Regions from separate parts of the Homo sapiens genome. Here regions 1, 2 and 3 are each linked to region 4. Evidence: chromatin contacts called from ENCODE Hi-C or POLR2A ChIA-PET data. All regions are on one chromosome and are shown on one strand. The core of a region is the stretch at or near the end of the contact, and the rest is flanking DNA. Distances in the headings are between cores, read along the strand shown.

The links. A loop is a pair of places that touch in the nucleus more often than their neighbours do. ChIA-PET counts read pairs that join two places held with the same protein, here RNA polymerase II (POLR2A). Pooled maps may share reads with other maps.
Region 1: a map with no recorded cell type shows a loop between it and region 4 (3-fold over the local background). The contact joins two enhancer-like sites. A Hi-C loop is called at or near these places in 5 of 37 single-sample maps with no recorded cell type and 7 of 50 pooled maps.
Region 2: a map with no recorded cell type shows a loop between it and region 4 (9-fold over the local background). The contact joins two enhancer-like sites. A Hi-C loop is called at or near these places in 3 of 37 single-sample maps with no recorded cell type and 3 of 50 pooled maps.
Region 3: a loop to region 4 is called in a map of chondrocyte, with 2.7 times the contacts of the local background. The contact joins the promoter of MRPS22 here to the enhancer-like site in region 4. A Hi-C loop is called at or near these places in 2 of 168 maps with a recorded cell type or tissue (Calu3 and chondrocyte), 8 of 37 single-sample maps with no recorded cell type and 6 of 50 pooled maps. POLR2A ChIA-PET finds 5 or more read pairs at or near these places in 3 of 52 experiments (T-cell, activated T-cell and endothelial cell of umbilical vein).

The regions. Positions count from the first base shown.
Region 1 is chr3:138,056,606-138,062,853 of GRCh38, reverse strand. It overlaps DZIP1L (DAZ interacting zinc finger protein 1 like), which reads left to right. Exons shown (of 16, transcript NM_173543.3): 16 at 1-864. The coding sequence ends at 38. Among named protein-coding and RNA genes, the nearest start is that of CLDN18, 50 kb to the right of the region's middle. Within about 2 kb of position 3,410, at least 2 of the 41 ENCODE cell types and tissues checked have a DNase peak (open chromatin) inside an H3K27ac peak, as active enhancers do.
Region 2 is chr3:137,984,881-137,991,249 of GRCh38, reverse strand. No RefSeq gene overlaps it. Among named protein-coding and RNA genes, the nearest start is that of CLDN18, 22 kb to the left of the region's middle. RefSeq lists an enhancer at 2,233-2,362. Within about 2 kb of position 2,974, at least 2 of the 41 ENCODE cell types and tissues checked have a DNase peak (open chromatin) inside an H3K27ac peak, as active enhancers do.
Region 3 is chr3:139,340,267-139,346,739 of GRCh38, reverse strand. MRPS22 (mitochondrial ribosomal protein S22) reads right to left here and starts at 2,720. Exons shown (of 8, transcript NM_020191.4): 1 at 2,542-2,720. The coding sequence starts at 2,713. It overlaps LOC124909439, which reads left to right and starts at 5,867. Exons shown (of 2, transcript XM_047449421.1): 1 at 5,867-6,170. The coding sequence starts at 6,042. RefSeq lists enhancers at 2,113-2,232, 2,243-2,342, 2,319-2,613, 2,573-2,662.
Region 4 is chr3:138,684,285-138,690,850 of GRCh38, reverse strand. It overlaps PIK3CB (phosphatidylinositol-4,5-bisphosphate 3-kinase catalytic subunit beta), which reads left to right. Exons shown (of 24, transcript NM_006219.3): 16 at 1,877-1,976; 17 at 6,048-6,226. Among named protein-coding and RNA genes, the nearest start is that of FAIM, 79 kb to the right of the region's middle. Within about 2 kb of position 3,935, at least 4 of the 41 ENCODE cell types and tissues checked have a DNase peak (open chromatin) inside an H3K27ac peak, as active enhancers do.

The DNA.
Region 1 (6,248 bases), core at 2,161-4,660, 630 kb after region 4:
CACAGAGCTCTGGCCAACCCAGGGTCCCTGCCTGGTGATTCACCCCAGAAGCTAGCTGGCTAGAGGGTTAGCCTGGCTGGGGCCAGCTCAGGTCCACTTCAACAGAAGAGGCTGCTGGGCCTCTTGTCTTCACAAACAACCAAGAGATCATCCTCTTGGAGAGAAGCAGTGCAGGGAATGGATATGATCTCATCCCTCCTGACCTGTGAGGGGCCCTGCTGTAGATGGCCACAGGTGCCTGACTAGGAGCCCCTAGGTCCCCAGGCTTGAGAAAGGGTTAAAATAGAACCTCCAGGTAGTTTTCTTCCTCTACCTCCACATCCCCCCAAGACTGAAAAGAGTCACTAACTCTCTTTTCCCAAGCCTTTTATAAAACTGCAGGAACACTGTGGAGATGGTTCCTATCTGGGGTCCTTTTGGGGACATATGCCTCAGTCAGTCATTCAGTGATTGATCCAAAATTATTTACTGAGTGCCTACCTACTCTGCGCCAGGCTCTCTAGCCTCTCACTACTGAGTTAGGGTGCAGGCAGAGGCTGGGGCAGAATGTTTACAGCCAGTGCCAGCACAAGGTAGTAATCTAGTGACAGAGAACAGGGTGTTATGGGGAGCATATGAGAGGCCATCTATCCCAGCCTGGGTGATCCTGGAGAGTTTCCCAGGGTTGTGATATGTGGCAGGCCTACTCATGGGTGGGAAGGGAGGATGGCCACTTGGCTGGACCTTGTATCCCCAAAGGACCACACGTGTAATTTTTGATATTATTTCCAAAATCAGGTTTTATACATAGCCATTGTATATTTTTAGTGTGAAAAACATTAATATATTATATGCAAACATTTAAATATAGTACAATGTTTTTAACTCTGGTATGTATTTCATTATTTTTGGAGCTTTCAGGGGGTTGGGAGGGAAGGAAGCAACTGCATCTTAATTGTGTCAGTTTAGGTCTTTTGGGACATGGTTGCCAAGATGGAGTTATTGAGGAGCTGCACTTGGGAAAGAAAAGGAGGTGGAGGTAGGATCCAGTGGGGAAAGGCCGCAGACTGCAATGCACACCTGACCACTGTGAACAGAAAGAGAGAAGGAAGCTGGAGGAGCCAGGAGAACTCAGGGCATTGATGTGTTGACAAGGTCTCCACTGACCCAGTGGGGAGCTCCTGAGCAAGAACTGCCCACTTGGGAGTCCCCATTGTGCAGAAATGGCCAGGCTCTCATGCCTGCACTGCACTTGGCCATTGGCTGGGGTGGCCCAGACTGAATGAGACCTTGACTTGAAAGCTGGAGTGAACCTTGGAGTGAACCTGTCAGTCAATTTCATTTCTCCTGGTTGAGTGGCATTTTTTTTTTTTTTTCCTGAAAGGGAGACCTAGCAAAGAACCTCCATCCCTGACACAGCAAAGATCTATTTTTAACTTTTTGTTATGGAAAGTTTCAAACACATATATGAGTAAAGGGAATAGTGTGATGAACCCATGTGCTCATCACTGGGCTTCAAATATTATCAGCTCAACTCAAGGTCAATCTTGTTTCATCTATTACCACCTCCAACTCACCCAGACTTCCTTTGACCTTTGGGTGGTCCTGACACCTGGAGAGGCCTTGAAGTTCTCGTAGGAAGGTGATGGAGGAAACACACTGCAGGGAGCAAAAGGGGTCTGGTGGTGGAGTAGGGTAGCTGGGGGAGGGGGCAGGCTGGGGGTGTTGTCGTACAAAGGAAGCTGCTCAATGAGGAAGCTCAGGAGAGCTGGAGAGCTGATGCTACCAGATCAGCCCACAATCTTGATGGGATGGGAGTTGATGAGTAATTGCTCCAGGCTTCCTGTGCTTCTGTGGGGCACCTCTGAGTTTTATTCTGCACAGTTTCTCAGAGTCCCTTGTGGGATTGAGTGCTAGTTCTCACTAGTATGCAGTTACTATTATTAATGCATAGTTCATCGGCCTTCCTCTTTTCTGTTTCATTTTTCTCACTCCCTTACTTCTTTCTCTTATGAGCACCTCTGAGGTAAATTAATCTGCACCCAAGTCCTTGTTTCTAGCTCCACTTTTGGGGGAATGCAAATGTAAACAGTAAATGTGTTTGGACTTGTGTGCACACACTGGTGATGATTATCAATGAGAATGTCTCTGTTCTTGAATGTTCATCATTACGTTATATGTTTCCAAATGGGTTTTTCTATCTACTTTGGAGGGTTTGACTAACGTATTACTTTGGTGTTTCTATGCTGTGTTCACCCCTTCCCATTTTCAAATATATTTTAAAATTCTTTAGTAAGTTGTATTAGGTCTCAATAGAAACAGAACTAGTAGGATATATGGATAGATAGATACTTATGGGTATTTATTAGCCAGTTTCCCTAATAAATGACAGGGGATTTATTAAGGGAATTAGCTGATGTGATCACGGCATAGGCTGTCTGCAAACTGGAGAATGAAGGAAGCTGGTAGAGTGGCTCAGTCTAAATCCGAAAGCCGGAGAACCTGGGACTGTTGGTGCAGGTCCTGGGGCCTGAGAACCTGGAGTTCTGACATCCAAGGACAGAAGCTGGGTGTCCCAACTCCAGAGAGAAAGCCTTTCTATATAGGCTGGCAGCAGATTGGATGGTGTCCCCCACAATGGGAGAGGGCAGATTTTCCTCACTCAGTTTACTGATTCAAATGCTAATCTCTTCTGGAAGCACCTTCTCAGACCTACTCAGAAGTAATGCTTCACAGCTGTCCAGGTATCTCTTGCTCTCATTAAATTGAACTAAAATTAACCAGCACAAGATTTGCCAGAACTGTGGAACGTATGTAACAGATCATTTAAAAATTAGACAAATGATAAGGTTGATACAGAAAAATTAGAAAATACAGATAATCAAAAAGAATATAACCCACAAATTCAGTCAATTATTGTTAACATCTAGATGTACATGCACTGGTGAAAAAAAAAACTCCTTCCTAGGGTTCAACTATATTCTTCTCTAGCTTGATTTTCTCCTGGAAAACAGATTACAAATGTCTTTATATCAGTACACATGTACATGTCAGTACGTATAAATATAAGACAGTTATATATAATGGCCACCTCGTATTCCAGGCAAAGATTACAAAAGTTTTTTTAACCAGACATTTCTACTTTTTGCATTTTATAAATCATGAAGTGATTAAAAAAATGTGTATATGTGTCTTTGTGCACTTGATTAAGATTTCCTTAAAATAAATTCTTAGAAGTGAGGTTGCTGGGCCAACATAATAATGAAAGCCAGCACCATATGCCAGGCACTGGTCCAAGTTTGGTACCAATATTATGATTTAGCCTCACAGCAGCCCTTGAGATGGATGCCACTATTATAGTACATGCATTTCATGGGCTAGGAATTGAGGTACACAGCAGCTAAGAAACTTGTTTTGGGTCCTGCCACCAGTGAGTGGTGTGACTGCAATCTGACTTTGGCAGCCTGGCCCTGGCACTCTAGCTCCTTTCCCCATGTACTTTTGTTACATATTGCCAAATGCTTTCCAGAAAACTGGAGCCAATTTAGTCTACTAGTGTTTGGAGCACACAAGAAAGCTAGTTTTTGCATTCCCTTGCTACCAGGGATATCATTAATCTTTCAATGTTTTGGCCACGTGATACGTGAAAAATGAAACCTCACCTTTTAAGAAACTTGCATTTTTAAGATTTCTTCTAAAGTAAAATTATTTTTTATTTCTTTTTCATGTTGGTTGTTGCTATTTCTTCTTTTATGAGTTGCCCGTAGTTCACTTTTCTTGTTGCTGTTTTCTTTATCTCTTTATTATGAAAAATTTCAAGCATATATAAAAATAGAATTGTGTAATGACCTTGGTGTTCCTATTACTCAGTTTTAACAATTACCAACCCATAGAGAATCTTGTTTCCTGTATATCTTTCGCCAAATAATATTGTATGTTTTAATATGATACTGCATATTATTCCAAGTAATATACATGTAATATTACATATTATCCCAAATAATATCATTATGTCTACAAACATTTCTGTATGTGTCTCTAAAAGATACTTCCTTTTCAAAAATAACCATTGTACCACCATCACACTACAACAAAAATCAGTACTTTTTTTCTAAATGTCATCAAATATCAATTCTCTGTCTACAATTCCTCTATTTTACTACACATATTTGTCTTTTTTAACCTATAGATTCCTCTTTCATTTTTCCCTCTTTCCTGTCTTCCCTTCTTCCCTCCTTTCCTCTCTTCCTTTCCCTTTTCCTTCCCCATGATTTTTATTATTTTTACTGTTGCTGAATAAATCAGATTGTTCATCTTGTGGAATTCCCCACAGTCTGGGTTTTGCTGATTGATTACTGTGGTGGTATTTAATGTATTCCTCTTTCTCCTGAACTATCTGTAAATTTGTAGTTAGAGCTAAATACTTGATCAGGTTCAGCTTTGACTACTTTTTTGTGTTTTGGCAGGACTCTTCATTGGTGGTTTTGTGCATCTCCATCAGGAGACACAGAATATCTTTTTCTCCTTTCTTGTGATGTTGGTGATGGCATTGGTGATAGACATTGATGACCATTGCCTAAATCCATCTTTTTTTTTTTTTTTTTTTTGAGACAGAGTCTTGCACTGTCACCTGGGCTGGAGTGCAGTGGTGCGATCTCGGCTCACTGCAACCTCCGCCTCCCGGGTTCAAGTGATTCTTCTGCCTCAGCCTCCCCAGTAGCTGGGATTATAGGCGCCCACCACTATGCCCAGCTAATTTTTTGTATTTTTAGTAGAGACGGGGTTTCACCATATTGGCCAGGCTGGTCTTGAACTCCTGACCTTGTGATTCGCCCTCCTCGGCATCCCAAAGTGCTGGGAATACAGGTGTGAGCCACTGCGCCCAGCCCAATCTATTAATTAGAAATCTCTAAAAGTTTAATAGTCTGTTTGTTATTCCTTTGACATTTACTAGCTGGAAAACTTCTGTAAAGAGGAATTCTCCACATCAAACTGTCTGGTTGCTCTGAGGTGCAATTCATACAGGTAAAGCAGCTAAAGGCTCAAGTCTTTCTTTTTTCAGAATAATGAATGAGCTTCCTAGTATCTTCAATAGGTGTCATACAACCTTATAGATTTAAATATATTTGATTTGTTTAAATCCTTTGTACTATTATCCTTATTAACGCTGAGATTGTACTGTCTTGGGGTGCCTCTTTAATTTGGTTCTCGAATGATTTTGATATGACCTTAGTAGTCCGATAGCTTCCTTCCAGGCTCATTGCATACCTTTCTTGTCCCAGACCTAAAATTAGTAATTTATCTGGGGGAATCCTGGTTTCTTTTAGAAGCAAGTTATATTTATAGACATCTGGGTGCTAGGAGTGCCTATCACTACTGGACTTACTGTTTCTAAGATCTTTCAGTGCACAGAGATAGGAAATACAATAAAAATATTGTGAGTTCATGTTGATATTCCCTATTCAAATTCCTGACTACAGAAGTTTTACTTTATCTCGTTGACCTAACATGTGTATCGCTTTTCTTCCATACCAAAAATCCTGGCTGTTAACATCACAATCATAGTCTTAGACATAACAATACCCACCCTATTGCTTATTGTATGAATACTGAAAACAATTTAAAATTTATTATTAACTTTTTTGGAGTTGTTTTTGTCCTTAAGGTAGATCCTACTTGGAATGTCCAGTTAAATTACTGTGTTATAAAGTCACTTGTAGTTCTTTTCTGTGGTTATGCTACTGAATGCCTTATTTTACTTTTGATTTTTAGACTGCATTTTTATTGTGTAATTTGTGTCTTATTGCTCTTAAGAGTTTTTAATATATTGAAAATATTAGTCCTTTATTATATATGTTACTTTTTCTCCTTTCTAGTCAATCATTTGTCTTTTAATTATGTTCATGGAGTTCTTTGCTATAAAGAGATTTTAAGTTGTAGCTGTCTAATTAATCAGTGTTTTACTTTGTAATTTCTGCTTTTGGTGTCATAATTAGGAAGGTCTTTTCCATTCTAAGACTTCTACATGTTCATCTATATTTTCTTTTACTAGTTTAAAAAGTTTTAAAATTTTGAATATTTAATATATCCGGATTTTTTGAGGGGTGTTAGCAGTAAGTTAGGAATCTATTTTATTTTTACAATTAGCCAGTCATCTCAGCAGCATTACTTGACAATTCATCCTTTCTTCACTTAAAAAATACCTGCTTCATCAAATGTAAATTATTGTATGTGGTTAGTCTATTCCTGGACTTTCTGTATATTTCATT
Region 2 (6,369 bases), core at 1,725-4,224, 700 kb after region 4:
AAAAGCAATGAAAAGTCCCTAAGGACCATGACTATGAACTCACAAGTGGCTCATTTAGAATGTTCTGTGGACAAGGACTAAGGAACATTGGTTGATTGATTGATTGCATGAGATTCGTTTGATTAATTCATGAATGTATTTGTCTAAAAAGCAATTGTTGAGTCAGGTAATGCACTAAGGGCTGGGGCTATGGAAATTATTAAGGTACAATTTTTGTCCTCAGATATGTGTAATTATTTATAAATGGTATACAGTCATGCATTGAATAACAACGTTTTGGTTAATGATGAACTGCACTTATGATGGTAGGCCCTAGAGATAATAATAGAGCTGAAAAACTTTTATTGCCTAGTGACATTGCAGCCATCATAACATCATAGCATAATGCATTACTTGCGTGTTTATGGTGATACTGGTGTAAACAAAGCTACTGCACTGCCAGTCATATAAGAGTATACAGCACATAACGATTATATACAAACAATACATACTACTTGATAGTGAAAATAAATGACTATGTTACTACTCTTACATATTTACTATACTATGCTTTTTATTGTTGGGGTGTACTCCTTCTACTTACTACAAATAGTTCACTGTAAAACAGCCCCAGGCAGGTACTTCAGGAGGAATTCCAGAAGGCTATATTGTTATCACAGGAAATGACAGCTCCATGAGTGTTATTGCTCCTGAAGACCTTCCAGTGGGACAAGATGTGGAAGTGAAAGACAATGATATTGATTATTCTGACCCTATGTAGGCCTATGCTAATGCGTGTGTGTCTTAATTCTTTTTTTAAATGTTTAAAAAGTAAAAAAAAAGGAAAAATTAATATATAAAAAAAAATTTATGCAGCTGTACAAAATGTGTTTGTGTCTTAACCTAAGTAGTATTACAAGAGTCCAAAAGTTAAAAATAATTAAAAAGCTTATAAAGTAAAAATGTTACAGTAAGCTCAGATTAATTTATTATTGAAGAAAAAATTTGAAAAAATAAATCTAGTGTAGCCTAAGTGTATGGTGTTTGTAAAGTCTATAGTGGTCTACAGTAATGTCCTAGGCCTTCACATTCACTTCCCACTCATTCACTAACTCACCCGGGGCAACTTACAGTCCTGTAAGCTCTATCCATGGTAAATGCCCTATCCAGGTGCAGCATTAAAAAAAATCTTTTATATCATATTTTTACTGTACCTTTTTATGTTTAGATATGTTTAGACACATAAATACTTACCATTGTGTTACACTGATTACAGTATTCATTACAGTAACATACTGTACAGGTTTGTAGCCTAGGAGCAATAGGCTATACCATATGGCCTAGGTGTGTAGTAGGTTATACCATACAGGTTTGTGTAAGTTGACTCTGTGATGTTCACACAACAACAAAGTCACCTAATGATGCATTTCTTAGAATGTATCCCCATCGTTAAGTGACACATGACTGTATATGTGCTAATATATTTTATGTATTAGATACATTATAAAACATACCCTGACATGAAAATTAAATGAGGACAATACAAAAATGATTATAAATAGAAGTTTTGAGATTATCTTCCTGTGGATTATTTTCCTGGGCTGTGTACACTCCCTGTTTAGAGATTGTTGGCCAAATGAGGTGTGAGCAACTTGAGAGAGGGAGACTGGCAAGTAGGAGGGCTGATGGCTTTGGGGAAAGGAATAGCGCCATGAGGCTAAGGCACAGACATGGGGCTCAAAGAGAGAGTGGCATGAGTTTCTTAGGACCAAAGAGAAAAGAGGGAAAAAGAATGCAGTAAGCTGAAACGGAGCAAAAAGAAGAGAAGAAAGGATGTGTAGCTTGGGGCTGGGGGAATAAGTAGGGTGATTAAAAGAACTGGTGAGTGCTCATTGAGGTGGAGCTTATGGAGAGAAAGGGAGCTAGAAACTCTGGTTGGAGTGGATCTGGCTTATGTGGACCCAGCTAAGTGAGCAGCATGAGGCTGGCTTGTGATTTACCTATTGTTCATATGAGGTACACCCCATAGTCATACAGTGATGACTGACGGCTTGTGCTCAATTGCAGAGTACAGTGTGGGAAGGGCTTACGTGAGATTGGAAAGAGGGAAACCCGTAAATCTCAAGGGAGAATCTTGCACTGATTCTGATAGGCTTATAGGTCACAGGGCACTGTGGCTCAGTGTTAGCTTTTTGAGTCACTTGATAACAGCACTAGGGTGACCAGTCATCCTGATTTGCTCAGGACTGTCCTGGTTATGTGACTGAAAGTCCCAGGTCCCAGAAAACCCCTGAGTTTCAGGCAGTGGTGCTTCAAAACATTCGTAGTAAAGGTCCCATAGAGGGACTGTGTTTTCCAAACCAAAGTGTTTAAATGCATGAATGGAGGAGGCATTTCCCCTCTGACTTCTTAGGGTACATAGACATTTTTTTTTAGGCCAGGCGCGGTAGCTCACACCTGTAATCCCAGCTTTTTGGGTGGCCAAAGTGAGCTAATTGCTTGAGCTCAGGAGTTTGAGACCAGCCTGGACAACATGCCAAAACCCCATCTCTACAAAAGAATACAAAAATAGCTGGGCATGGTGGCGTGTGCCTGTAGTTCTAGCTACTTGGGTGGCTGAGGTGGGAGGATCACTTGAGCCCAGGAGGTCGAGGCTGCAATGAACTGTGAATATGGCACCACTGCACTCCAGCCAGGTCAATAGAGCAAGACCCTGTCTCAAAATTTTTTTTTAAAATATAAAATTAAATCACCTCTAGTTAATGTGTATAATAACTTTGTGATGACACTAAGATGGGAGGAAATCCCCCGTGTGGGAAGTGTTAGGGCTGATGGCCATAGAGGTTTTCATTTACCCACCACACATGCTTTATCTAAGCTGCTTTCAGTATCAGGAGCGGACTCTGTTTCCTGCTCTCAGGAATCACGAGGAGGGTGAGACAAGAGAGCAAACAAGGTAGGGAGGGCTGGTTTCTGTTTGACTAGCTGTAGGCCTGCTCGCCTTCCTGCCACCTCCCAATGTTCAACACATCAACTGCAGGTTCACCTTTAGGTGCTTTTATTCAGGGGAGCTAAAAACTTACTCAAAGGGTTTTTGAGTCATGAGGACAACTAAGACTCCAACCTGCATTTTCTTTCACAAAGGTTTTCTTTAAGTTACTATGTTTATTTTTTTATTTTCACAAAAGTAATATAAACGGTAATATAAAAGTGAGAGAATAAAAAATTTACAAAAAAACCCAAAGGAGGGATGAATAGGTGGAGCACAGGGGGTTTTTAGGGCAGTGAAACCACTGTATGATGCTATGATGGTGGATATATTACACATTTGTCATTATACATGTGTCCAGACTCATAGAGTGCACAACACCAAGAGTAAACCCTAAAGTAAACTATGCACTGTGGATGATAATGATGTGTCAATGAAGGTTTGTCAATAGCAAGAAATGTACCACTCTGTGGGGGATGTTGATAATGGGAGAGGCTCTTAATGTGTAGGATATAGGAGCACAGTGTATATGGAAAATATGTCTACCTTCCTCTCAGTTTTGCTGTGAACGTAAAACTGTTCTAAAAAAGCAAGTTCTAATAATAAATAAATAAAAGGAAAAATATTCCTCAAGCCAACAAAGCATAGATTCCTGTAAGAGATACTATTGTTAACATTTTGTCTTTATTTACCTCTTGTCTTCTTTCCCTGAATACATACATTTTACATATTTGGGATCAGACTGCACATACACATTTTATTATGTTTTTTCATTTAACTTTATATTTGTCAAAAATATTTTCTTCATTAAAACCCATTGCAAGCATAAATTTTAATATGTTATCATGTAGATGTATCATATTTATTTAACCTTTCTCCCACTGTTTATTTAGGTTTTTACCAGTGTTTACTTTTTGAAAAATTAGAATCTTTGATTTTTGAAATCTTGATGGGAAGAAGTAGAAAAAAACCTAGCATTTAAGTTGTAAGCAATTTTTAATTTCACTAGAGATATATGCTGTAATAGTCCTTCAGCATAAGCTGAATTTTGTTCTGGGCACCACCGTAACTAACACACTATAATTACACATATATAAAATACATACCCACTTGCTATTTGGGGAGAAAATGCATTGTTATACCCAACCATAACGTAGATGTTTGTATACTTATAATCCAAGTGTACTGATGTGTAAGGAACTCTCTCTCTCTCTTTTTTTTTTTGGTGTATGCTTGAGTCAGAGTTGTATCTCTGCAGAATATGTTTATTTGTTTGGTAAGAAGAAGTAAATGGAGTATAAAAATTTTTTTTTCTCAGTTTGAAATGAAACTGCTCTATGCCTAAAGAAAGACTTGTTCTCCTGAATGTGGCTATGCATGTCTATGTACATACTTGGTTACCCAGAGCACTTGGCCTCTTAAGATCTAGATAAGATAGTTCTATCACTCATTCTATAGCTCATGGATCTCCAAAGTCCCACTCAAGATTTCTGCAGTTTCCTGAGCAGCTTGGTTCTCATCATCTCTGCCTCTGAGATCCTGCTTCCTTGCACCTGTCCCTGTTACATACCATGTGTACCCAGATCTCACATCCAGCTTCTTCCTCAATTTACACAATGCAAATTCACACAGATCATCTAAATGTGAAGAAATAATAATAACGGCCGCTGACATTTATTGAGTACTTACACCGTACCAGACATTATTCAAGAACTTCAGAGGCATAGCTCGATTGAATCTTCATAACAACCCTATGAGATGGGCATTCTAAATATTCCAACTTTACAGGTAAAGAAAGTGAGGTACTGAGAGATTAGGTACAATTTATATGGAAGTATGTTTACTAAAACATTCACTTATTCAAAAGATTAGTAAGCATTGTAATAATTTTGCAAAGTGGTGGGGATTCAATGGAGAAAAATACAGACATGGTATTGGCTCTCAGGAAGCCCACAGTTGAGAGGCAGGAAACAGACAATTAAATTATTAGAGGGAGCAGAGCAAGATGGTGGAATAGAAGTCTCCACCGATCCTCTCCCCACCCCACAAGGACACCAGTTTAACAACTATCTACACAAAAAAATGACCTTCATAAGAACCAAAAGGAAGGCAAACACCCCAGTACCTGGTTTTAACTTTATATCACTGAAAGAGGCATTGAACAGGTAGGAAAAACAGTCTATATATACATATATATATATATGTGTATATATATATATATATACACACGTGTATATATATATACATATATATGTGTATATATATATACGTGTGTATATATATATACATATATGTGTGTATATATATACATATATATGTATATATATACATATTTTATTATACTTTAAGTTCTAGGGTACAGGTGCACAACATGCAGGTTTGTTACATATGTATACATGTGCCATGTTGGTGTGCTGCACCCATTAACTCATCATTTACATTAGGTATATCTCCTAATGCTATCCCTCCCCACTCCCCCAACCCCACAACAGGCCCCGGTGTGTGATGTTCCCCTTCCTGTGTCCTCATTGTTCAATTCCCACCTATGAGTGAGAACATATGGTGTCTGGTTTTTTGTCCTTGCGATAGTTTGCTGAGAATGATGGTTTCCAGATTCATCCATGTCCCTACAAAGGACATGAACTCATCATTTTTTATGGCTGCATAGTATTCCATGGTGTATATGTGCCATATTTTCTTAATCCAGTCTATCATTGTTGGGCATTTGGGTTGGTTCCAAGTCTTTGCTATTGTGAGTAGTGCCGCAATAAACATACGTGTGCATGTGTCTTTATAGCAGCATGATTTATGTTCCTTTGGGTATATACCCAGTAATGGGACGGCTGGGTCAAATGGTATTTCTAGTTCTAGATCCCTGAGGAATTGCCACACTGTCTTCCACAATGGTTGAACGAGTTTACAGTCCCACCAACAGTGTAAAAGTGTTCCTATTTCTCCACATCCTCTCCAGTACCTGTTGTTTCCTGACTTTTTAATGATTGCCATTCTAACTGGTGTGAGATGATATCTCATTGTGGTTTTGATTTGCATTTCTCTGATGTCCAGTGATGATGAGCATTTTTTCATGTGTCTGTTGGCTGCATAAATGTCTTCTTTTGAGAAGTGTCTGTTCATATCCTTCGCCCACTTTTTGATGGGGTTGTTTGTTTTTTTCTTGTAAATTTGTCTGAGTTCTTTGTAGATTCTGGATATTAGCCCTTTGTCAGATGATTAGATTACAAAAATTTTCTCTCATTCTGTAGGTTGCCTGTTCACTCTGATGGTAGTTTCTTTTGCTGTGCAGAAGCTCTTTAGTTTAATGAGATCCCATTTGTCAATTTTGGCTTTTGTTGCCATTGCTTTTGGTGTTTTAGACATGAAGTCCTTGCCCATGCCTATGT
Region 3 (6,473 bases), core at 1,471-3,970, 660 kb before region 4:
GCATTCATTTATTTCTTCATTTAAGATTTACTGAGCACTCATTATGATGAGGAGATAGACTCGGTCTCTGCCAAAAGGACAGACTACTAGAGGAAGTAACAGTAATAAAGTAATTAATGTAATAACTGTAATGGTTGCTGCCACTTACAGAGCTGTCTCCTATATGGCAGGTATAACACACATTTTCAGGAATGCTTATAACCACTCACAAAATAGGTACTGATAAACCCAATTTTATAAATGAGGATGCTGAAGCCTATCCAAAGACAACTAGCTATTAAGTGATAGAGTCAAAATTTAAACCAAGGTTTGTCTGGTTCTGGATCCTAGATGGTTTCCAATTTATCATAGCGCTCCTCGGTATAAGTGGGAGGTGTGGGGAGACATAATGTGAGAGGTATGGTATACAGGAGAGGTACGGGGCTTGGGTGATTGCAGAGGAAGAAACTAAGCATAGCCTGGACTAGGGATGGGCATGACAGGGTCAAAGAAAGCGTCCCAAGAGCCTCATCACGGCAGAGAAAAAAGGGAGGGAAAGTCTAGGCTAAGAGATTGCAGCTAGGAAAGAGGCTTGGTTCACTGGACATGATACTGAAGAGGCCGTGTGTTATCATGGAAGAGCCTTTGACATAAGCAGAGAATCAAATCTTAGCTCAGCCTCATGCAGTTTGCTTATTGCTTTGCCTAACTTCTACTTCCATTTCCATTAGCAAAAAAGAAAGAAAAAGCCATTTGTTCCTAGTCACCTCTTCTTCTCCTATAAATGTTGGTATCCCTACAGATTCTGAACGATGTCCTTTTCTCCCTTCTCAGATTCTTACTCGATGATTTCTCCTATCCTGCCACGACTTCAATTACCTTTATATGCCAGAAACTCTAAAATCTGAATCTCCTGCCAAGATCACCTTCCATCCAATTACTCAACCTCTCTCATGTACTTGAATACTGCCAAGTCAGAACCCATCAACTTTCCCTTGTCTCAAACCTGCATTTTCTGTTCCCTATCTCAGCATCATCCAGTAGGCCATACAGGCCAGAAATCTTACAGCCATTCCTAAATTCTCCCTGATCCTCCAGATCTAGCCAATAGCAGTAGTAATAACAACAACAGTAATCAAATAGCTGTAGTAATAATAACAGTAATTATAAGAGCTACCATTTATTAGCTATTTACTACATGCCAATACTGACTGAGCTAAGTACTTTACACATTCAGCCCATTTAATACTCACAACAACCCATGAGGTAAACACGAAGATTATCCCAATTTTACAAAAAAAAAAAAAAAACAAAAAAAAAAACACCACTGGCAGAGAACATACTGATTGTTTGCCTTCATAAATCTCATTTTAATCCTCCATTTCCCACTGCCACTACTCTAGTCAAGGCTATCCTCATCTCTTGCATCAGCCTCCCTTTCTCCATTCTGGCCCCACTACAGATCATTCTCCACAGAGCAACCAGAGTAATCTCTTTAAAATGTAATCAAGATTACTCCCAAGCTTAAAATTCACGAATGGCTTCCAACCTCATTTAGAAAAAAAGTTAAGGTGGTCTGCTTACCTACACTATGTCTCTCACTAAGTGATGTGCTCTATGAAGACCAGACCTTGTCTTATACTCATCTCTGGCACCCAGGGTTCCTCAGGGTATCCAGCACACAGCAAGTGCTCAGCACTACTCTCTCCTCAGTCTCACCCATTCACTCACCTTTAGTTACCATTTTTACTCCGATGTTCCTCACTTTATATTTAACTCCATACTAAACAGTTGACTCTTAAAGTCACCTCAAATTTAATGTGTCCCAAATAGGTTTAATTCCGCCTCCTTTCCCATCTCCTGATCTCATCTACTCCTGCACTACCCCCGCCCCCAAAATAACGGTTCCAACAATTAATTAATCTTCTTCATCTTGGTGTAAATGGGACAACCCTCTATTCCAATCAAAAACTTAAGAAACAATCTTAATTTGTCCCTTTAAACTCATATCCAAAGCCTTAATCAAGCCTTATCAATCCTACCTCCAAAATGGGTTCCCAAATATCTGTGCTCAGTCTCATTTCTGGACATCTGCTACTGTCCCCTATGCTTGAGAAGCTTCTTGCTTTCTCCTTAGCATGGCTAACCAGATCTCAGCTTTGGTCATATTTGCCAGGAACCCTTCCCTGACCTTCCAACCTAGTTTGAGTGCCTCTCCTGTGTGCGTCCCCTATAACAACCCGGGTCACACTGCACTGCCAATTCCCCATGGACATGAGTTCCCACAGGGAAATGTCTGTGTCAGTCTTAGTTTGCCATATCCCACAGAGCTTAGCACAGTGCTCTGCACGGAGCGGAACTCAGGCACTGTAGTTGAGTGAGTGAACGAATGAACAGATATGCAGGTGATGACAAACTCTACAGGTACAGAAGGAAGACAGCTGAATCTGAGGAAGCGCTAGGATACGTGTCGCGGGGGCTATCGCGTGGTTTTCGCCTGCCAGAAACAGGATCTACGTCTCCCAGAAGAACGCCCCAGCGAAAGTCCGGAAGGTCACTTACCGGCCTCGGAGCTGAACCGGCGGCGTGGCAGCCCCATCTCGAAAGAGCAAGGTAGCGGTTGGAGCAGGCCACCGTGCCAGGGCTGGATTCGAGCCCGGAAACAGACCCGTTCCACGCCCGGAGAACTCCTCAAGAGGCTCCACAGCAATACAGTTGTTCCGAGGGGCGCCATGATTATCAGAAGCCACTTGCGCCGGAAGTGGTTGGGAGGGATTCCGAGTCACACCCAGTTCTTGCAGCACTCTGGGAAATGTAGTCTAGTTAAAGGCGGAAAGGGCCGGAAGTCTTCCGGGCCCTTATAGATTGTTTCTTCTAAACTACTTATTCACAAGTAGACGGTGTTTATGTCCTTCCCTATGCATAAAGTTAAAACTTACACCTTTTTCCCTATATGCTCTTTTTCCTACCCGTTTCCATCGTTCTAAATAACAAATTTCCGGCCAGGCGCCGTGGCTCACGCCTGTAATCCCAGCAGTCTGGGAGGCCAAGGCGGGCGGATCACCTGAGGTCAGGAGTTCGAGATTAGCCTGGCCAACATGGTGAAACCCCCGTCTCTACTAAAAATATAAAAATTAGCCAAGCATGGTGGCGGGCGCCTGTACCAGGAGAATCGCTTGAACCGAGGAGGCAAAGGTTGCATTGAGCCAAGATCGTGCCATTGCACTCCAGCCTGAGCAACAAAGCAAGACTCCATCTCAAATAAACAAACAAACAAACACTCTAGCCTGGGTGACAGAGTGAGACTCTTGTCTCAAATAAATACATAATTTATGTATTCCACTTCCTGCCCAAACCTTCTCCCCCATCCTCAGGTTTAAATCCAACTACTTCTTAAATTTCTCCATCCACACTGCTCACATGCACCCTAAATCTAACTCCTGACTCCAAGCCCTGATTACCACCACCACCACTGCCACTGCCAATTCATACACCTGATTCTCTGTCTCAACACTTATTCCTTTCCTTTATAGCCCATTTTATAATCTGTTATTTTGCTCTTTATCTGCTTATTTCTTTTTCTCACCCCATGAACACAGTGACTCTACATATTTTATTGCAATATCACCTAGCCTAGTACATCTACGTGCACAGCAAACTTTTGTTGAATAAATGAATGAATGATTAAATGATTCTTTACATTTTTTCCAGCTATCCAGGATGTGCAGGTCTTATCCTTCTCTAGACTATAGATTGGTGCCTGTGCTAAGCACTTATCCCAAGGCCTGGGAAAACAGGGTGTTAGTAAACTCTTGTTTGACTTAGCTGGATGAATAGACTCACCTTCCAGCCTCAGCTATTTTCCCCCAACTTAGCATTAATATTAACAGTGCTGTTTATGAACTCATTCCCTATTTGGGAGGGGAAGGGAGAGCACTAGGCTTGGTGCCTATTTAGGCAAGTCTGCTGCCCTGCACTTCCCAATGCTTACACCTACATGATAGCAGGTGTCAGAGACTAGTGGCAGGATGAATGCAGGTGTCTCCCAGCCCATGCCTTTTCTCTGAAAATGAACCCTCTACTTTCTTCCCATAGCTGAGGGAGCAGGCCTCAGTGGCTATGTTTTTCCTGTAAACATCCTCCTGGACACAGCTGATTGGACACTTAGTGCAGGATGAATGAATCCATTGGCTGCTGTATTAGCATTAGTTTCCTGTGGCTGCTATAACAAACTACCACAAATATTATGGTTTAAAATAACAAAAATGTATTCTTTCACAATTCCGCATGAGAAATCTGAAATCAGTATTACTGAGCTGAAATCAAGGGAGCTCTGCTCCCCTTAGAGTCTATCTCTGGAGAAGAATCTGCCCCTTGTCTCTTCCAGTTTCTGATGACTGTAAACATTCCTTTGCCTGTGGCTGCATCATTTCAATCTCTGCCTCCATCTTCACATCAGCTTCTCTTCTTCTATTTGTGCCAAATCTTCCTCTGTTTTCTTCTTATAAGGATGTATGTGATTGCATAATCACTGACCCACCCTGATAATCCAAGATAATCCCCATTTTAAAATCTTTAACTTAATCACATCTGCAAAGACCATGTTTCCATATAAGGTAACATCCACAAGTTCCATGGATTAGAGTGCAGTTATACTTGGGAGGAAGTATGGGGGCATTCTTCAGCCTACCCCAGATGACCAGGCACCAAGCAGATTTTTTCTCAATAATTCAAACTATGAGACATAGAATAGTCGACGGTGGAAGCTTGAAGTGAATAACTAAGTATTTAGGGTTTGGGCTGAAGCAGCCTTTTTCAGCAATGTGCTCACTGATGAGTGAGCAGGGAAAAGCCACTCTGCAGAGAGAGGCAGGAAAATGGAGCAGATCCTCAGAAGCAGAGATGGGAGAATATGTACGGAGAGAGATGGAGAAAGGTGGTGTCTTGGCCAGAGAGCTTCCCACTTTCCTTTCAATGACCTCTTTTACTTGGGGTACAGTGAGTTTTACTGATATGGAGTAATGAAGATTCCTGGTTTAAGCTATAACCTCAGGCAGATGCCCACATCTTTCAGAGCCCCAGTACCTCACCTGCAAAATGGGCATAATGACAATACTTATCTTGCAAACTTTGAGAATAAAGTACTTTCAGGATCTGATGTCTGGTGTTTCATAAAGATGGTGTGAGAAGGTTGTGTGGTGGCAAGTCAATTACTTTCTTTTTTTCTTTTCCGTTTTTTTTTTTCTTTTGAGACAGGGTCTTTCTTACTTTGTCACCATGGCTGGAGTGCAGTAGCATGATCTCAGCTCACTGCAACCTCTGCCTCCTGGGCTCAAGCAATCCTCCCACCTTAGCCTCCCAAGTAGCTAGGACTACAGGTGCACACCACCATGCCCAGCTAATTTTTGTGTTGTCCAGGCTGGTCTTGAACTCCTGGGCTCAAGTGATCTGCCCGCCTCAGCCTACCAAAGTGCTGGAATTGCAGGCATGAGCCATGGCACCCAAGTCAGTTACTTTCTGAGGATGGTATTCAGAAGTACTCTGGTTGCAAGAAACAAATCTTTCCTGAGTAAAACTGAAATGGGAGTAATTGGAAGGATACTGAATATCTCACAGAATTCAAGAAAAAGCTCAACAGCCAAGCCTCAGGAAGGACTTGAAAGATGGCAGCTCCAAGAACCCCAGAGGCAGGAACTCAAGAGATCTCTCCAGGAGGTTGCAGTCCTAATGGCTTGGTTCCAACTCCCTGCCTTCCATCCAATCTAAGTTCCTGGTGAGAGAGGCTGATTGGCCTGGGTGGGGTTCTGTTCACCACTGGGGGTTGGGGAGGGTTGGCCCTCTGACTGACAGTCCCAAGGCTATCTGGCTGCAGCTACTGTTAGGATTCATTAGGTCATATCTTCACCAGCTCTGTGGAGCAAGCATGGTTTTCTATTATTTGTAAAACAAAAGTATAGTGATGCCTCAGTGGGGAGTGCCTTATCCCACTCTCAGTGATTTAACAGGGTCTGGACTTCTGTTTTTTAAAAGATATATTTTATCCTAAGCTTTTAGAAGTCAAGATGGGGTTAGGGGATAAAAGTCAGGGAGAGGAATGGAGAGAGGAAGAACAGAGCCCAAGGAAGAAAGGTGACAGTCTGGACAACGCAAGAACCCCTGCGGTCTCCAGCAACCACACTCATGTGACTTCTGTAAGTCTTCAATTCCCTATCCTTGAGGCCTCCCAAAAGGTCCACATCCACCCCACTTTTGACTTCACCCAGAGTTTTTATTCTTCTGGCCCCTATTCAAAGTCCAAACCTCTTACATGTTCCTACAGAGACACAAATTCCATGGCCGAAATTCCCCTTTGTGTGCTGAGAAGGGACTGGTAGCAAGGAAAAAACCAAAGATCCAGTAACGAGAAGGGACAAGTGATGTTGTGGATCCCTGAGGAAGCTTCAGGGGATGAAGATTCTAAGTGGAGGCATTGGTAGTAGATGCAAAGGAGCCTT
Region 4 (6,566 bases), core at 2,686-5,185:
ATACCAGCACTCTTGATTTTTATGATTTGAGATTTGACAAAGTAATTCAGTTATCCAAGACCCTTATGTGTCCCTCCATGCCTGCTTGATTTCTTCATTTCTTCCTTCCTTTCTTTTTTTTTTTTTTGTGTGTGTTTTCTACCTGCTTGATTTTTAACTGAAATTAATAATGTATTGCTATTTTCCAGTAAAGTGTACTTATTGTCTTAATATATTTGGGCTCAATGCAGACCTATTTATTTCATCTAGAAAGTTGTGGGTGGTACTGTCATTACTAGTGTTATTGAGTGAAGGTAAAGGTATACTATAATGACAGCAATTTTATTCAATTTCTTTATTAAGTAGGTAATTTCCAGAAATACACGAACCTTACTTCACCAAGTTCATATAAGAGTAAAATCAGGAATGAGAACTAAAGTTATTCCTTTGTTTTCTAAGGAAATTGTATTAATAGATTTCTCATTTCTGACTCTGTACTCAGACATTTTTTTTCCCTCCCAATCTGGACTTCATAGTGCTGAAACTAATGCTTGTCAGAAAAAAAAACTACCTTTTTTCTTTCTTTCTCTCTTTCTCCTTCCTTCCTTTTCTTTTCTTTTTCTTCTTTTCTTCTTTTTTCTTTTCTTTGCTGAGCTTCTCAAAGGCAATAAGCTCTATAATGTTGTGCTCTTAATTTTAGTTTTATTTCTGAATATGGTTTTCTTATTCATATATTTTTTTCCACTCTTTTTTTTACTTTCTTGTGTTGTTCTAGAACCTTTTCTTATTTTTAACTTGTCTTTTCTCATTCATTCAGTCTTAGTTTTTAAACCTCTCAGGGAATAACAAAATAAGTATTCCTTCCTTTTTCAAATATGTACATCACTTTTTAAGTAAGAAAAAAATTGGAATAGATGCTAATCAGGGCATTAGTCAATTGTTTAATACCAGTCAGATTTCATAGATACCTGTTTCAGCCTATTGTCTTTAAATTGGTAAGATTGCCTTACCCGTACAAAAGCAAATCAGGTAAGATGTACACATTTTAGACTTCTTGGAATAAAGAATTAACTAATTATAGAATATCATAGCTTTTGAACTTTGAAGTATTAACTAACTATAGAATATCATAGCTTTTGAACTTTGAAGTATTAACTAATTATAGAATATCATAGCTTTTGAACTTTGAAGTATTAACTAATTATAGAATATCATAGCTTTTGAACTTTGAAGTTTAACAAATTGGAAAGTTGACCCATGTCACTAATAATTATGCACAAAGTAGCCAGGCGTGGTGGCTCATGCCTGTTCCCAGCACTTTGGGAGGCCAAGGTGGATGGATCACTTGAGGCCAGGAGTTTAGACCAGCCTGGCCACATGGCAAAACCCTGTCTCTACTAAAAATGCAAAATTAGCCAGGCATGGTGGCGCATGCCTATAATCCCAGCTACTCGGGAGGCTGAGGCAGGAGAATCGCAAGTATGAAGGGGCTGGCCACCCCATCCACATTCGAGCCAGAAATGGGGAGGGGAGGGAAGGGGAGGGACCAGCATTTCCTTCTAAGTCCAGGACTCATTTTTTGTGCACATCACTTCATCTTGCATCCTGTTGGCTAGAACCTAGTCACCTAGCGACATCTAGCTACACTTTTTTATTTTAGGCAAGCTTGAACCCGGTGGGTGGAGATTGCAGTGAGCCGAGATCACACCAGTGCACACCAGCCTGGGCAACAGAGTGAGACTCTCAAAAAAGGAAGGAAGGGAGGAAGGAAATAATAATGCACACAATGACCTTGCCATCATAAGTTTATTTTTTGTAGAATAAAGAAGTCAGTATTTATTCGGTGATCTGAAGTGTTTGATAAACAAACTGTTCAGATATCATTAACTTTCTGCAGGTCAGAAGTGCACATTCCTGCTGTCTCAGTACAATTTGGTGTCATCCTTGAAGCATACTGCCGGGGAAGTGTGGGGCACATGAAAGTGCTTTCTAAGCAGGTATCAGCTTGTTTTATTTATTCATTTTTTCTTTTTTTGACAGACAACGTTTAAAGCATGAATATCAGCTTGTTTTAATCTTCATGTTCAATTTGGTACTTGGTGTTTGATCAGTTTTATCAAATGCCATTTCTCCCACCACATTATTTCATAGAAGTCTCAGTAACAGACAACCTGATGAATACATTCTTTTGTCAAAATTTAAGTCAAAAAATGAAGTTTCAATGAACTTAGCACAAAAATATTAACTGAATGCTACCTGAAAAATAATTACTCGGCATTCCTAATATATTCTATATTAATCCCAAAGTGCTAAGAAATGCAGATGTGAACCACCACACCCAGCCCCACCCTTTTTTTTTTTTTTTTTTTTTGTGACAGAGTCTCGCTCTGTTGCCCAGGCTGGAGTGCAATGGCACTATCTTGGCTCACTGCGACCTCCGCCTCCCGGGTTCAAGCGATTCTCCTGCCTCAGCCTCCCGAGTAGCTGGGACTACAGGCATGCGCCACCATGCCCAGCTAATATTTTGTATTTTTAGTAGAGACAGGGTTTCACTGTGTTGGCCAAGCTGGTCTTGAACTCCTGACCTCGTGATCCGCCCGCCTCGGCCTCCCAAAGTGCTGGGATTACATGTGTGAGCCACCGTACCTGGCTGCCCCACCCTATTTTTATATCAGATTCCTAATTTCCAGTTAAACTACTCTTTTCTAATTCATTTGCATTGCCAGAAGAACTCTCATAGGCTTCCATTAGGTGTTTTTAATATTTAGGATTTTTCATGATGTTAAAAACTTTTTCTGATCCCTTACTTTTGAAAAGCCCATTAATGATTGTAATAATAGCTAATGTTTATTCATCACTTATTATGGGTCATTTATTCTTAACAACAACATGGAATCAATATTATTAATCCTCTGAATTTTATAGAACCCTGAAATATATCTCACATCTCTGCCTATTTCCCTTGTGTTCATGGCTACCATCCTAGTCCAAGCTACTATTCTTTTTCACTGGACTTCTTCATTAACTATCTAAATTGTACCCCGTGTTTCCCTTCCTACATCTCCCCCAACATTCTATACACAGAAGATAAAGTGACATTTTAAAAATGTAGACTGTGGCCAGATGCAGTGGCTCACACCTGAAAACCCAGCACTTTGAAAGGCTAAGGTGGGAGGATCACTTAAGCCCAGAAGTTTGAGACTAACCTGCACAACATAGTGAGACCCATCTCTAGAAAAAATTAGAAGGTGGCTTGCAACTGTAGTCCCAGCTACTTGAGAGGCCGAGGTGGGAGGATTGCTTGAGCCCAGGAATTTGAGGTTGCAGTGAGCTATGATTTGATTGTACCACTACACCCTAGCCTGGGCAACAGAGCAAGACCCTGTCTCAAAAAAAGAAGTAGATTGTATTACATCATTTCCCTTTTAAAATCCCTTCAATAATTTTTCATTGCACTATGAGTAAAATTCAAATTTTCTGCCAAAGCCTGTTAGGCCATACTTAGTCATAACTTGCTTATTGTCATCATATAACCATTTTCCACACTGCATATTTTCTGGGAGCCTCAGCTTGATGTTAAAGACAATAAAAGGATGATATATGTATGAACAAATTATTCTAACTCCTGTTTTTTTTTTTTTTTGATTGATGAATTGTGAGAGGAAGACTTTACCCTGTACATAGCTGTTCTTGTTATTACTATAAACTTACAAAAGGACAAGGTGTTGAAACACTTAAAGTATTAGACTTATGTCCATGGGGTATTCAGGACACTGTTCCAGGAAGTGTGGATATCAACACAATTAGAGATGGAGCATGAAAACTTTCAACTGTACAGACATGGAAGAAGTTTCAAATTTCACATACTTGTAAAAAGTTCCTGTTTGCTTAGCCCAGTTTTTATCTGGTTGCCTTGTCACCAGTGTTTGTACAGCTCCTGAAACTGTTGAGAAGTAGAGTGATCTGTGGTTTTAACAGATGGCTAACTTGGTAAGTTTCAGCCATCTCAATTTTATCATCAAGCTGCATAGGTCCTTCCTAGTTTCCTGTGAGCAAGGTCTCAGCCTCTGTGGAAACTGCATGCTTGAATTCATCTCCCTACATAGTCTTAGTGGTTTCCTTGCATAGAAGCAGAATTTAAAAATGAAAACATGTTATAAATTAAATCTCTTGTTCATGGAATTTCAAGCCACATTGTTTATATTTGTGATAGACATATTTTATATGCTTGTTACGGTATACTTTTTAATTCTATTTTTAACATTTGTTTTTTCCAGTTTTAATGATATACTTGTAAAATAAGCTGCTCCTTCTTTATGCGTGGCTGAAGTTGTTATGAATTTTATGTACTGTGACATAAAAGACCCTCAGTTATTAAATAATAAAGTTGAATTTTATTTGTTGTTATTATTTATTTATTTATTTTATTTTTTGTGATGGAGTCTCACTCTGTCACCCAGGCTGGAGTACAGTGGCATGATCTTGGCTCACTACAACCTCTGCCTTCCAGATTCAAGTGATTCTCCTGCCTCAGCCTCCCTAGTAGCTGTGATTACAGGTGTGCGCCACCACGCTTGGCTAATTTTTGTATTTTTAGTAGAGAGGAGGTTTCACCATATTGGCCAGGCTGGTCTTGAACTCCTGACCTCAAGTGATCCGCCCACTTCAGCTTCCCAAAATACTGGGATTACAGGCATGAGCCACTGCACCTGACCCTGATTTATTTATTTTTTGAGACATAGTCTCACTGTGTTGCCCAGGCTGGAGAGTGTAGTGGTACGATCTTGGCTCACTGCAGCCTCCAGCTCCCAGGTTCCAGTGATTCTCCTGCCTCAGCCTCCTGAGTAGCTGGGATTACAGGTGCACACCACCGTGTCTGGCTAATTTTTGTATTTTTAGTAGATAGGGGGTTTCTCCATGTTGGCCAGGCTGGTCTTGAACTCCTGGCCTCAACTCATCCACTTGCCTCAGTTTCCCAAAGTGCTGGGATTACAGACGTGAGCCATCACACCCAGCCTAAAGTTGAATTTTAAACATAATGGTTTTGATTTAGTTGGCCATTGTTGATACACCTTGTACTACTTGCATAAGTTTTTTTTTTTACTTGCATAAGTTTTGATAGCCATAGTTATTATAAAAACAAGTAATTTAGATTTGAATAACAAATAGCATGTCTATATTCACACTTTATTATAAAATAATTCGTTCTAGCTATGCTGTTAATGGAAATAGAATATATTGAGATATCATACAAGAGTGATGACAAGAAGTAGATATTAAGGTTGAATAGCAAGAACCTCAGAGTTACTTCTACATAGGTTTTTCTCTAATACTAGGAAGTTGGCCAAATGGACTGGTTTAGGTTAGTGATGTCTCAAATTCTACTATACAATGAATTGCAGAATTTTGAGTAGTTTAAGTTTCATATTTATCTTCTTTCTTTCTTTCTTTTTTTTTTTTTTTTTTTTTTTTTTTGAGACAGTTTCTCACTCTCTTACCCAGGCTGGAGTGCTGCAGTGGCTTAATCTTGGCTCACTGCAACCTCCACCTCCAAGGTTAAAGCGATTCTTATGCCTCAGCCTCCCAAGTAGCTGGGATTACAGGCAAGTGCCACCATGCCCAGCAAATTTTTGTATTTCTTTTTGTAGAGATAGGGTTTCGCCATGTTGCCCAGGCTAGTCTCAAACTCCTGACCTCAAGTGATCCAGCTGCCTCAGCCTCCCAAAGTGCTGGGCCACATTTATCTTCTTAAGTACCCATAGTGCGCACCTGGCCCACATTTATCTTAAGTACCCATAATCTAAGTCTGCTTTTCTCGAATTTGTAAGATTTTGTTTAAGAAAAGGTTTAAAGAAAGTTTGAAAATGATGCTATAACAACTGTTAAAAATAAGTTTATTGTATGTAAAATGCTTTTCGTAAGTCAGACACTATTTTTACTTCAGCTGGTTATGTGTGTTTATGGTTATGTGTATATGTTGGGAGCAGGTGTTATTGATTGATATGATCACATGATATTATATTACTTTTAGTCAAATGAATTTTTGGTGTGGGGAACTTATTTTTCAGGTTGAAGCACTCAATAAGTTAAAAACTTTAAATAGTTTAATCAAACTGAATGCCGTGAAGTTAAACAGAGCCAAAGGGAAGGAGGCCATGCATACCTGTTTAAAACAGAGTGCTTACCGGGAAGCCCTCTCTGACCTGCAGTCACCCCTGAACCCATGTGTTATCCTCTCAGAACTCTAGTAAGTGACTGTGCTTTGCGCAGTGAATCTCCTATGAATAGCAAGCAGAAAGTCACTGCCTTATGGGAGTAGTAGGGCCAGCTGTCAGCCTCAGGAAGTAGAATATAATTAAGGAAGGAAAATCTTAAAAGTTCTCCGAGGCTATGCTTATATTCAATAGGATGTATGCTTATCAGCTAAACTTACCAGTGGATTTAGTGAAAGTTATTACAAATGAATTTATATTTCAATTATATGTAATTAAATTTATTTTCTATATTACTGATTTTTAAGAGTTGACAATCCTAATAAGCAAAATGTTGCAAACTGTAGTAAATTATTTACTGATTGATTTTCCTAT